4 separate regions of the Homo sapiens genome follow, and regions 1, 2 and 4 are each linked to region 3. A link is a contact called in ENCODE Hi-C or POLR2A ChIA-PET data. All regions are on one chromosome and are shown on one strand. Each heading gives the region's core, a stretch centred on a gene start or an enhancer-like site at or near the end of the contact. The rest is flanking DNA. Distances are from core to core; before and after follow the strand shown. Region 1 overlaps ATAD2B (ATPase family AAA domain containing 2B). Region 2 holds the start of ITSN2 (intersectin 2). Region 3 holds the start of FAM228B (family with sequence similarity 228 member B). Region 4 overlaps ITSN2 (intersectin 2).

The links. Hi-C counts contacts between places; a loop is a spot of excess contacts on that map. ChIA-PET counts read pairs that join two places held with the same protein, here RNA polymerase II (POLR2A). Pooled maps may share reads with other maps.
Region 1: a pooled map shows a loop between it and region 3 (5-fold over the local background). The contact joins the enhancer-like site here to the promoter of FAM228B in region 3. A Hi-C loop is called at or near these places in 4 of 50 pooled maps.
Region 2: a map of ascending aorta shows a loop between it and region 3 (2.2-fold over the local background). The contact joins the promoter of ITSN2 here to the promoter of FAM228B in region 3. A Hi-C loop is called at or near these places in 3 of 168 maps with a recorded cell type or tissue (ascending aorta, ovary and posterior cingulate gyrus), 5 of 37 single-sample maps with no recorded cell type and 18 of 50 pooled maps. POLR2A ChIA-PET finds 5 or more read pairs at or near these places in 4 of 52 experiments (H1, MCF 10A, PC-9 and 1 more).
Region 4: a loop to region 3 is called in a pooled map, with 2.6 times the contacts of the local background. The contact joins the enhancer-like site here to the promoter of FAM228B in region 3. A Hi-C loop is called at or near these places in 5 of 50 pooled maps. POLR2A ChIA-PET finds 5 or more read pairs at or near these places in 2 of 52 experiments (MCF 10A and activated T-cell).

The regions. Positions count from the first base shown.
Region 1 is chr2:23,890,764-23,893,463 of GRCh38, forward strand. All of the region lies in intron 2 of ATAD2B (ATPase family AAA domain containing 2B), which reads right to left. Among named protein-coding and RNA genes, the nearest start is that of ATAD2B, 35 kb to the right of the region's middle. RefSeq lists an enhancer at 1,277-1,406. Within about 2 kb of position 1,293, at least 7 of the 41 ENCODE cell types and tissues checked have a DNase peak (open chromatin) inside an H3K27ac peak, as active enhancers do.
Region 2 is chr2:24,359,223-24,361,922 of GRCh38, forward strand. ITSN2 (intersectin 2) reads right to left here and starts at 1,314. Exons shown (of 40, transcript NM_006277.3): 1 at 1,082-1,314. RefSeq lists silencers at 728-1,127, 1,138-1,187, 1,198-1,497 and an enhancer at 1,598-1,747.
Region 3 is chr2:24,122,159-24,124,858 of GRCh38, forward strand. FAM228B (family with sequence similarity 228 member B) reads left to right here and starts at 1,311. Exons shown (of 11, transcript NM_001145710.2): 1 at 1,311-1,375; 2 at 2,172-2,302. The coding sequence starts at 2,204. PFN4 (profilin family member 4) reads right to left here and starts at 1,176. Exons shown (of 5, transcript NM_199346.3): 1 at 960-1,176; 2 at 261-389. The coding sequence starts at 377. RefSeq lists a silencer at 1,243-1,742 and an enhancer at 1,813-2,062.
Region 4 is chr2:24,302,887-24,305,586 of GRCh38, forward strand. ITSN2 (intersectin 2) reads right to left here. Exons shown (of 40, transcript NM_006277.3): 9 at 913-976. Among named protein-coding and RNA genes, the nearest start is that of ITSN2, 56 kb to the right of the region's middle. Within about 2 kb of position 1,330, at least 14 of the 41 ENCODE cell types and tissues checked have a DNase peak (open chromatin) inside an H3K27ac peak, as active enhancers do.

The sequences.
Region 1 (2,700 bases), core at 43-2,542, 230 kb before region 3:
TCAGAACAATGGTAACATCATTGGGGAAAAAAGCACAATAAGCTTTTTGTCTGCTCTAAAGAAGACAATGCTTACTTGGCTTTTATTACTAATGAAAGATCTGTTTTAAGAAAAAATCTTTAAAAACTTGTTCTTCAATTGATCCAATGACCTTATAGTCATAGATTATTGTCATCATCATCTTTATAAAAGGGAGACTGAAAAAGGAGACACGACATGAAATACATGAGTATATTAAAAGATTTAATATACTGAGATTTTTTTTTTTTTTTTTTGAGGTGGAGTCTTGCTCAGCCACCCAGGCTGGAGTGCAGTGGTGCGATCTTGGCTCACTGCAACCACCATCTCCCGGGTTCAAGTGATTCTCTCATCTCAGCCTCCCGAGTAGCTGGGATTACAGGCACCCGCCATCATGCCCAGCTAATTTTTGTATTTTAGTAGAGACAGGGTTTCACCATGTTGGCCAGGCTGATCTTGAACTCCTGACCTCAGGTGATCCACCCGCCTTGGCCTCCCAAATTGCTAAGATTACAGGCGTAAGCCACCACGCCCAGCCTACACTGAGATTTTGTAAGGGTTAGCCTGCTTAAACGTATATGCCTAAAAGTTTCTGTATTATATGAATGTTCTCAAAAGTTGTTCACTTAAATTGAGTGGGTAGCTATTTTTTGAAAAGAAGGAAGGTGGGTTGGAGATTTTTTTCCCTGTATCGTTTCCTGAATTTTTATTTATTATTTATTATTTTTTGAGGGGACAGAGCCTCACTCTGTCGCCCACGGTGGAGTGCAGTGGCTCTATCTTGGCTCACTGCAACCTCCGCCTCCTGGATTCAAGCAATTCTCATGCCTCAGCCTCCCAAGCAGTACAGGCGTGCACCACCACACCTGGCTAATTTTTGTATTTTTAGTGTAGACAGGGTTTCACTATGTTGGCCAGGCTGGTCTCCAACTCCTGACCTCAGATGATACCCCCCCGCCCCGACCCCCACCTCAGACTCCCAAAGTGCTGGGATTACAGGCGTGAGCCGCTGCACCTAACCCTGTTTCCTGAATTTTTAAATGGAACCAGTTTCACTTTGCATTAGGTGATTATTACGTTAGAACTTTCTACAGCTTTAATTATCTGGGGCACACGCTATTGCAATATCAGACTTAAAAATCATACTTATTCTCCCTTTCCCATATAAACTCAAGGCATTTAATGATTTATGAGGGTTATAAACCTCAATTCAAAAAAGCCCAAGTTCTGACAGACGTCACTTAACCACTACCACTCCTCAATTCTAATATGCCTCAGCAGTCCACATAGGTGGTTATACTTCTGCCTCACCTCACTACTTCCTCATTACCTAACCACAAAAGGAAACTTTCAAGCATGCTACATTTCAGTACACAATAAATCTTTTTTTTCTTTTTCTTGAGACGGAGTCTCGCTCTGTGGCCCAGGCTGGAGTGCAGTGGCGCGATCTTGGCTCATTGCAAGCCCCGCCTCCCTGGTTCACGCCATTCTCCTGCCTCAGCCTCCTGAGTAGCTGGAACTACAGGCACCCGCCACCACGCCTGGCTAATTTTTTGTATTTTTTAGTAGAGACGGGGTTTCACCGTGTTAGCCAGGATGGTCTCTATCTCCTGACCTCGTGATCCGCCCGCCTCGGCCTCCCAAAGTGCTGGGATTACAGGCGTGAGCCACTGCGCCCGGTTTTTTCTTTTCTTTTTTTTTTTTTTTTAAGACAGAGTCTCACTCTGTCATCCAGGCTAGAGTGCAGTGGTACGATCTCAGCTAACTGCAACCTCTGTCTCCCAGGTTCAAGCAATTCTCGTGCCTCAGCCTCCCAACTAGCTGGGTACAGGCACGCGCCGCCTTGCTTAGCTAATTTTTGTATTTTTAGTAGAAATGGGATTTCACCATGTTGGCCAGACTGGTCTCCAACTCCTGGCCTCAAGTGATCCACCACCCTTGGCCTCCCAAAGTGCTGGAATTACAGGCGTGAGCCACCACACCCAGCCAAGTGTACAGTAAGTCTTATGAAAATTTCAATTTGTCTGTATCTTAGAGTATGCGTATTATTCTAGATATATATCAGGTTAAATAAATGACTAGTAGCTAAATAAATATCCGCTGACCAAAAAAGTCAATAAAATAGCATCTGTACTCACAGTATTTGTAAGCTACAACATCTATCTATATTAGTATGTATATTTGGGAATTTCTATATACAATATAAAAACTATATATTAAAAAATATTTTTGACCAAAAACATCCTATTTTACTAAAAGTATCAATCATTAAAATTCTGTTGATACACTTGGGCCTTTAAACCCAGGTTTCACCCCAAAAGAAAACTCATAATCTATCTCAAATCACTTAGGAAGATTCAGAAGTTCTAGGTCCACTTTTATCTCTATCTTCATCCAATTACCTAACTCTAAAATGGAAATTTATTTTGCCAATTAACAGTAATTTATTTAACGACCTTAGTGGTCTTTGCAAAGTTCTTTAGAATTCATTATTTTTCATAGCTAATACTAATTCTTATCTGTATTCAATTTTCCTCCATATGAATTATTATTTCTAACAAATTATTTTTTGTGAAAGGACTTCAATAAGTTTACCTTAGATGCTCATAAGAGTTTAGATTACCAAAATAAAGGAATCAAGATTCTCAGGTTCATGACATAAAAACAAATACAAGCCTTCAA
Region 2 (2,700 bases), core at 64-2,563, 240 kb after region 3:
CAAACCAGCACAGGGAGAGAGGCAATTTTTCGAAACGCTTAAGAAGCTTTAAACTACAAGAGCTATGCTACCTAAACTGAGCTCACTAACAACGTAAAATTTCAAGTCACACCTTGCCTATTTCTGAGTAAGCAAGCAAACACTAGTGAGACAAACTAGAAGCATGGAGCAAAGCAAGTCATTTCTATGCTAACCTTAATTCCTATCGTAAAGGGGTTGGCTCCATCAAAAAATATTCCTATTTCAGTATTAACACAAGTTTCAAATAAAGCACACTTGCCATTGGTAATTCTAGAGCGACAAGGCGCATAATTAATAAATCCAAACGGAGCATCTTTCTATAGAATACAAAGCCATCTGCAGTTTCAGCCTCGGTTTACCCACTCACTATGCATATGCAGACGTCTTTAAAAATAAATAAATAAATACACAAATAAACTTTATCTGGCCTGAGAGATTACATCTCTCGGTGCTTCCTGTATATTCTGGAAGTCAATAACGCTGAAGGTAAATTTAACATTTCCAACTCCGGAGGAACGCGAGCGGTAGACGCCAAGCATCCGCCCACTGTCCTCTCGTGACTCGGGCTACTTTGACGCACCGGGATGCGGCTCACCTGACATTCGGCACCAACCCTTGCCAGGAAGGAAAACCAACTCCGCGAAAATAAAATGGGTCCCCGAGGAGGCGTGCGGGTGCCCCCAGAGCTCTCTTCTGCTCACACCCCGAAAGCGAGGGGGCCACGCCACCCCCGACCCTCGCCGGCGTCCGCCACCTGCCAGACGAGGCCGCGGCCAGGGACCCGGGCTCGGCCGCAAGGAAGGGGCAGCCCAGCCCAGGCCCCCTCGGCGTCTGTCCCGGCCCGGCAGCAGAGGAAGGAACCCGGGGCCGGAGGTTTCCGCCCCGCACGGCCGAGCCCGCCAGGGGCCTAGCTCGGGGGCCGCCCGTACTCCCGAGGACCCGTCCCCATCGTGCGGAGCGCACAGCCGCCTCAGCCCGACCCGCAGAGCCTCCGGGCAGCGGGCGCGGCGCCCGCACCTGCCCCGCGCCTTGCTGCAGCCCCGCTAGCGGCTTCACCCACCTGGCGCCCTCGCCGCGCCTCCCGCTCGTCACAGCGCGACTCCGCGTCCCTCAGCACCGGCAGCCTGGGCGCGGGCAGGCGCGGGGAGACCCTGCTCTGCCGCCGTCGCCGCCACTGCAGCTGGCTTGGTCGTCAGGCCGCCGCCCGCGAACCTGTTGCGTAGCCTGTCACAGCCGCTCAGGGCTCCGCCGGCGCCGCCTCAGCCCCACAACAACATGGCGGCCGCGGCCTCCGCAGGAAGCCGGGGGGCGGGGAGGTAGGCGCCGGGCCGGGCAGCTGACGGCCCGCCCGCTGCCGGGCACCGACTCCCCACCCTCCGGAGCCCGAAACTGCCCGGGCGTGGCTCCTCGCCCCAGGAGTTCCGGGGCATTGAACCCTGAAGGTCTGCTCCGAGTCGGTCGGGTCCGAAGCGCTCCTCTCTGCCCTCGGGGAGGCCCCGAAGCCCCAGACCTGGCAGCCCTTCCTGGAGTTGCACAGACCCACCTGGCTCCTCCTCCCCGAGGTAACATGCTGAGCTTGGGTGGTGCTTTTCCTGCCACGGCAGACGCCGGGGTTTTGGAAAGTCCCAAGCAGTGCCTGCCACATCCCTGTTGCACCCACCACGGGGTTCTCCCTGGAACCTTCTCACTCGCCGAAGTTTTCTCCACTGATCTGGGGGAACGAATTCTCTGGGAATTGGGGGGTGGAAGGTGGGAAGGAGGTTGATCCCACCCTTGCCCATGGGTCTGTTACAGGCCTCTTGAACCCTTCTCAGGGACCTGGAGGACTTAACCATACCCTCGGTCATCCATTCACCATTCCTCGCCCTCCTCCATAACACACGCGGAGCGCCCACGAGGAGCACCCTCTACGCTAGTCACACTCCGCCGAGCAGTAGGAAGACTCTGTCCCCATAGAGCATAGCACGACGAAGCTAAACTTTCCTCCCCACCCCTCGCCAAGGGACAGGCGAAGCTCCTACTCAGAATTTGTCTCTTTTCTCCCCTCCCGGTTCCTGGTCTCCTCACAAAAGACCAGACTTCAACTCAAGCCGCCACCGTATCCCAAAACCCCAAAGGTTTGCCCTTGACAAGAAGCTTCTTCAAGGGGAAAGGCTTTCTTTTGATTGGGGTGAGGGAGGAGTTAGTGTTTCCTAATGAACGTAACCAAATGTCGGCCTGGCACAGTGGCTCACGCTTGTAACCCCGGCACTTTGGGAGGCCGAGGCAGGTGGATCATCTGAGGTCAGGAGTTGGAGACCAGCCTGGCCAACATGGTGAAACCCCGCCTCTTCTAACAATACAAAAATTAGCTGGGCGTGGTGGCGGGCGCCTGTAGTCCCAGCTACTCGGAAGGCTGAGGCAGGAGAATCGCTTGAACCTGGGAGGCGGAGGTTGCAGTGAGCAGAGATTGCACCACTGTACTCCAGCCTGGGCGACAAGAGCGAAACTCTGTCTCAAAAAAAAAAAAGTAACCAAATGTAAGACTCAAGATTTTTGGATATAAGACCCAAGATTTCTTTTTTTTTTTTTTTTTTTTTTTTTTTTTTTCCTGAGACAGACTCTCACTCCGTTGCCCAGGCTGGAGTGCAGTGGCGCAACTGTGAGATCTGTGCTCACTGCAACCTCCGCCTCCCAGGT
Region 3 (2,700 bases), core at 61-2,560:
CCATCTCTACTAAAAATACAAAAATTAGCCGGGCCTGGTAGCGCACTCCTGTAATCCCAGCTACTCGGGAGGCTAAGGCTCAAGAATCGCTTGAGAGGCGGAGGTTGCAGTGAGCTGAGATCATGCCATTGCATCCCAGGCTAAGCAACAAGAGTGAAATTCCGTCTCAAAAAAAAAAAAAAGTCATGTCTGCTTCATTTTTTGGAAGAATAGAAATAATAAGTAAATCAAGTCTTAGGTCCAAACTTGTTTTTTCTTACATTGAAACCTGGTGATGCTACACACAAGCTCCGCTCCTGGATTTTGATGAGGGCTGCACTGTCCACATGCTTGGTTCCCAAGAGGGTGTCTAACAATAAGCTCTGCAAATGGCTCATGTTCCCTCAACTCTGAAAGGGAAAGTGCAGTTGAAGCCATTGACTCTGGCTAGCTTTTAAAAGGCATGTGAATACAAATGTCCTTAAGACACTGCAGACAGTTCTAAGATCAGCAAGTGTACTTTGAAAAGGTACAGGGTGAAAACGGTGGTCCATCATTCAGGGCCCACCAGTACCCAAAGAGGAAAACAGAATCATAGAAAAATCACAGCTCACACAGAATAGGTTATGAAGCTGAGTTTGGAAAATCACAGCCTGGTGATTTTCTGGCTATGTCAATGGTTTACATCAGGATTATCTGCGATTTAAAAACAAACATTACACACTGAGAAAAACTCTGTAAAATAAAAAATAAAAACAAAAAACAAAACCCAGCCAGGATGGAGAGCTACCCTGCTAAGTTAAACACGACTAAAAGAGATTATGCGTGGCCATAAACCCACACATTCCCTTCCCGGTGACCTGCATCAGCGCCAGCTATGAACGCTGATCAACATCCCAATGGACTAAAAACACCTTGAAGGCACTTAAACCCACATTTCCCGCACAAGTCCCCAAGCCTTGGACCCCCCTCATCAGGACCTCCGGCACAGGCGCCCGTTTCCCGCCACTGCCTTCCAGTGGTTTGGTCCCCGAGCAGGACCCAAGGCGGGGCAGGGGGTGGTGAGCGGTGAATTCCCTGGCACCGAGGACTCGAGGGAGCGGACGCCACCCCGCTCTGTGGTGCCCGCAAGGACCCGGCGACCAAGGACCCGACCGTCAACGGACGCGGTTGCGGGTGGGTGGCGGCGGCAGGATTGGCCGGGCCACGCGCCGGTCACCGAGAAGCAGCGACTCCAGCCCCTTCCGCAAACCAAGACCCGCCACCTAGAGCCGCCGCCCAATCCCCTTTGGGCCTGAAGCCGTCCTCCGCCGCCCCGGCACCGCCCGCGCGGACTCGCTGTGGAACCCGCGGCGCAGGGGGCGGAGTGCTCGCGCGGCGCTGCGTCCGGGAGACGGTGGGCGCCAACATTCGCGCGTTCCGCAGACGCGGGCGGGCTCCCTTCCAGCCGCAGTCGGACGGCTCCGGGGTCGTCGGGCCGGGCCCGAGTGTGTAGCAGGACGGCCGCGGGCCTGCTGGCCTTGGGAGGGCAGAGAGGTGCCTGTCGCGGCCGGCGACCTCCCCGCCAGGCCGGGCGGTCCCCGCGCACGACGCGCCTGCGCGGGAGGCCCCCGGCCCGGGGCTGGCGTGGAGGCCGCAGGCGCCCGGCCTAGTGGGTGGGAGGAAGGGCCGGGAGTGGGCGCGATGAGCGAGAGCGGGTGCGGACGCCTACGACATCCCCGTCGCACCCGTGCCTCGGGGAGGACTTCGAGCCGCTCAGAGCTCGAAGACTCGCGCAGTATGACCGAAAGCCCCTCCCTGCCTTCTCTAAGCAGCTCAGCCTGTGTTTCTGTGGCCAGAAAGTTGCAGTTCTTCCCACTCGAGGCCACCAAAGTCAGAAAAGTGTTGCAAATGGGACTCCGAGAGGCCAGGCTGAAGCTGCCACACTGGCTGGAATGGGCTGCCTTGGAGGGGGACGTGGGAATCCATTCCAAGGGACGGGGGATTCTTTCAAAGAGCATCTCGCCTGCTTATAAAGGAGGCTGGCTCTGAAGCCGTCATCTGGAGTCTGTAGTGAAGGCCTCTTGTTAGGGAAACTGGATGGTTAGTGTTCAAAATCCATTTTGCGTGTGTGCAAGGACACAGGTGGTATTAAACAGAAGAGAAAATCAGATGACTGTGAAATGTTCAATACTAAATAAGATGATTTTTAGTTTTTCCAGGGGCATTGTTATTTGTGACCACAATGAAAAATGTAGACAGTGATGATCTGGTAACTGGCACACTTCCCAAGCTCAAGAGCTCAAAAGAATGGTTGGAGCCCAAGCCCCTTTGTTTTATGGAGGTATATATCAAATAGTGTGGGATTTGGAGATTTTTTTACTTGGATCGTTGCAGTAGGAAGTGGCTTGTGCTAAATATATTGTTTTTTCTATTGTTTGTTTTTATTTCATTCTGTTTATTATTCCCTTCACTTTACTAACTTTGTATATTCACTTTGCTGTTTTTTTCTAACATCTTAAGGTGGAATCATAGGTCATTGATTATATACCTTTTAAAATGTAACATAGCTATAAGTTTCTCTTGAGGTACTGCCTTAGCTGCATCACCCAAATTTTGATATGATGTATTTATTTATTTATTTATATTTGAGACAGGGTCTTGCTATGTTTCCTCCTGGAATCAAGCCATCCTTCCACTCCCTAGTAGCTGGAAGTATAGGCGCACGCCACCATGTCTGGC
Region 4 (2,700 bases), core at 80-2,579, 180 kb after region 3:
CTGCATTTATAATGGTGGTCCCATAAGATTATAATGGAGCTGAAAAATTCCTACCACCTAAGGACACTGTAGCTGTCATAAAGCAACGCATTACCTATGTGTCTGTGGTGATGCTAGTCTGAACAAACATACTGCACTGCCAGCTGTAGAAAAGTACAGCATATACAATTATCTACAGTACATACACTCAATAACAATAAACATCTGTTAATATATTACTGGATTATGTATTTACTATACTTTATTTTTATTGTTATTTTAGAGTATACTCCTTCTACTTACAGAAAAAAAAAAGTTAACTGTAAGACAGCCTCAGGCAGGTCAGTCAGGAGAAATTCCAGAAGGCATTGTTATCATAGGAGACAATGGCTCCATGCGTGTTATTGCCCCGAACACCTTCCAGTGAGACAAGATGTGGAGGTAGAAGATAGTGATACTGATGATCTTGACCCTCTACAGGCCTAAGCTAATGGGTGTCTTTGTGTCTCAGTTTTTACCGAAAGTTTAAATAGTAAAAATAAATTTTAAAAACAAGAAAGAGCTTAAAGAATAGGATATAAATATCTTTCTGTACAATGTGTTTGTGTTTTAAGCTAAGTGTTATTACAAGAGTCAAAAAGTTTTAAAAAATTAAAAGGTTTACAAAGTTAAAAAGTTATTGTATGCCAAGATTAATCTATTGTTGAAGAAAATATTTTTTGTAAATTTGGTGTAGCTTAAGGGTACAACAACATTCTGCACAATTACATTTGCCTCCAAGCTTAATACTAACTTTCAAATGGCTGCTTTTATAGAGCATCTCTGAGTCACAAACTTTTACAGAAACAGTATCTTTCTTGTAATAGGGGAGAGAGAGTTTAATTAATTAATGCATAGTTAAATTAATCAAATGTAATTAAGGGACAAACTTACCAAATAGTAGCCAGCTGAGTTTGAGAAAGATTTGACTGAAGAAGGGCATTTCTAGCTTGAAAACCTGATTAAGTGGGGAAAATCATAAAGGAATTCTTTAGCATCTTTAAAGTTATGCATAACAAATTAGCTGTATCTGTAAAATAACAATGCTACCAGGGTATCCTGGGAACTTTTAACATCAAAATGTTTTTACCACGTGCTAGGTGCTAAGCATTCAGTAGCAATTAAACCCAGTCACTGCCCCAAGGAATTTTAAATCTAGAATTAGCAGTATCAAGTGCTGTCCCCTGTCTTTTCAGCAAGATAATAATACACACAAGTGGCTAACGTGAAAGAACAAGATATCAGGCACACAGAGTATCAGAGGCCAAGACTGTGGGCCCTCTTGTACTCCCAGCAGGTGCAGCACTTCCCACTCCTACGTGACTGAGCCGTGAGTAGCAGAAGAGTCAGGCGCTACTCTGGGTTCAGCCTGAGTCAAGGCCTGTCCAAAACAACTCTTACACAAGAGATTACATCTGCCAACACTGCCTCAGCAACAGCTCCAACTACAACAAAAGCCAGCCAAATGCAGCTAGATTTATTGTCCCACTAGGCTTTCAACATAGGACTTGATAATCAAAGCAACCATGTATTACAACATGCAGCTAAATGTTTATATTTTATAACTTTTAAAATATTTTCATTCTATTTTTTTAATCTGGACATTTAACATAAATCACATAAAAACACTGGAAATTAAACTCACAGCCTCGCCCTATTAATTACTCCTCAGATTTCACTTAGGAAATTTGATTTGAGGAGGTCTTTGTGTTAAAAGGAAGATTCTTCTAAATAAGAGAGATGGAAGGCTATTTCAAACCTGAAAAAAAGTTCAAAACTACTATTTCAGCTTTTGGACCGAAAAAAGATCCTTTTGGACTGAAAGAAGATCCCTTAGCATCAGGCAATAGAGCAAACAGAAGAGAGAAGGAGGAGGAATGTAAATGGTTAAAAATCATACTCGTGGAGGGCTTTATATGTGTGAGGCAAAGTCTGAGTAATACAAAGGGCCATAGAGAGCCAACAGAGTATCTTACTTACTAAGTAAAACTCATTTGAACATGTATGTACACTCTTAGTCGGCCAAGCCTCTGGATATCCTATATCCTCTGCTTAGAATGCCAGACCCTCAATTCTTTACTTTGTAGTCTATCCTCTGAAATCTGGCTCTAATCTCTTTTCTTCTGTGAAACATTCTCTCTTATATCCTTGGAGTTAGTCACTTTCTCATCTATATTAATCACAGCACTTTTAAACAAGTAACCAAACACCTTGATTACATGAGCTCTTCATTATATGGGCTCTTCAAAGATATGAACCATGTCTTGCCCCTGTCTGTATTCCTGTGCCTAAGAGAGTGCCCAGAAAGTATGTGATTCAGGAAACAGTTACATCAATGACTTGATCTAAATAAATTTTTAAAAACTATGTTTAGGGGGAGGAGAAGAGAAGTAAAAAAGGGAAAAACAGACCAGTGGACAGGCGCGGTAGCTCACGTCTGTAATCCCAGAACTTTGGGAGACCAAGGCGGGCGGATCACCTGAGGTTGGGAGTTCGAGACCAGCCTGGCCAACATGGCAAAACCTGTCTCTACTAAGAAAAATTAGCTGGGCGTGGTGGCGTGTGCCTGTAGGAGGCAGGAGAATCGCTGGAACCCGGGGAGGCAGAGGCTGCAGTGGGCCAAGATCGCACCACTGCACTCCAGCCTGGGCAACAGAGCAAGACTCTGTCTCAAAAAAAAAA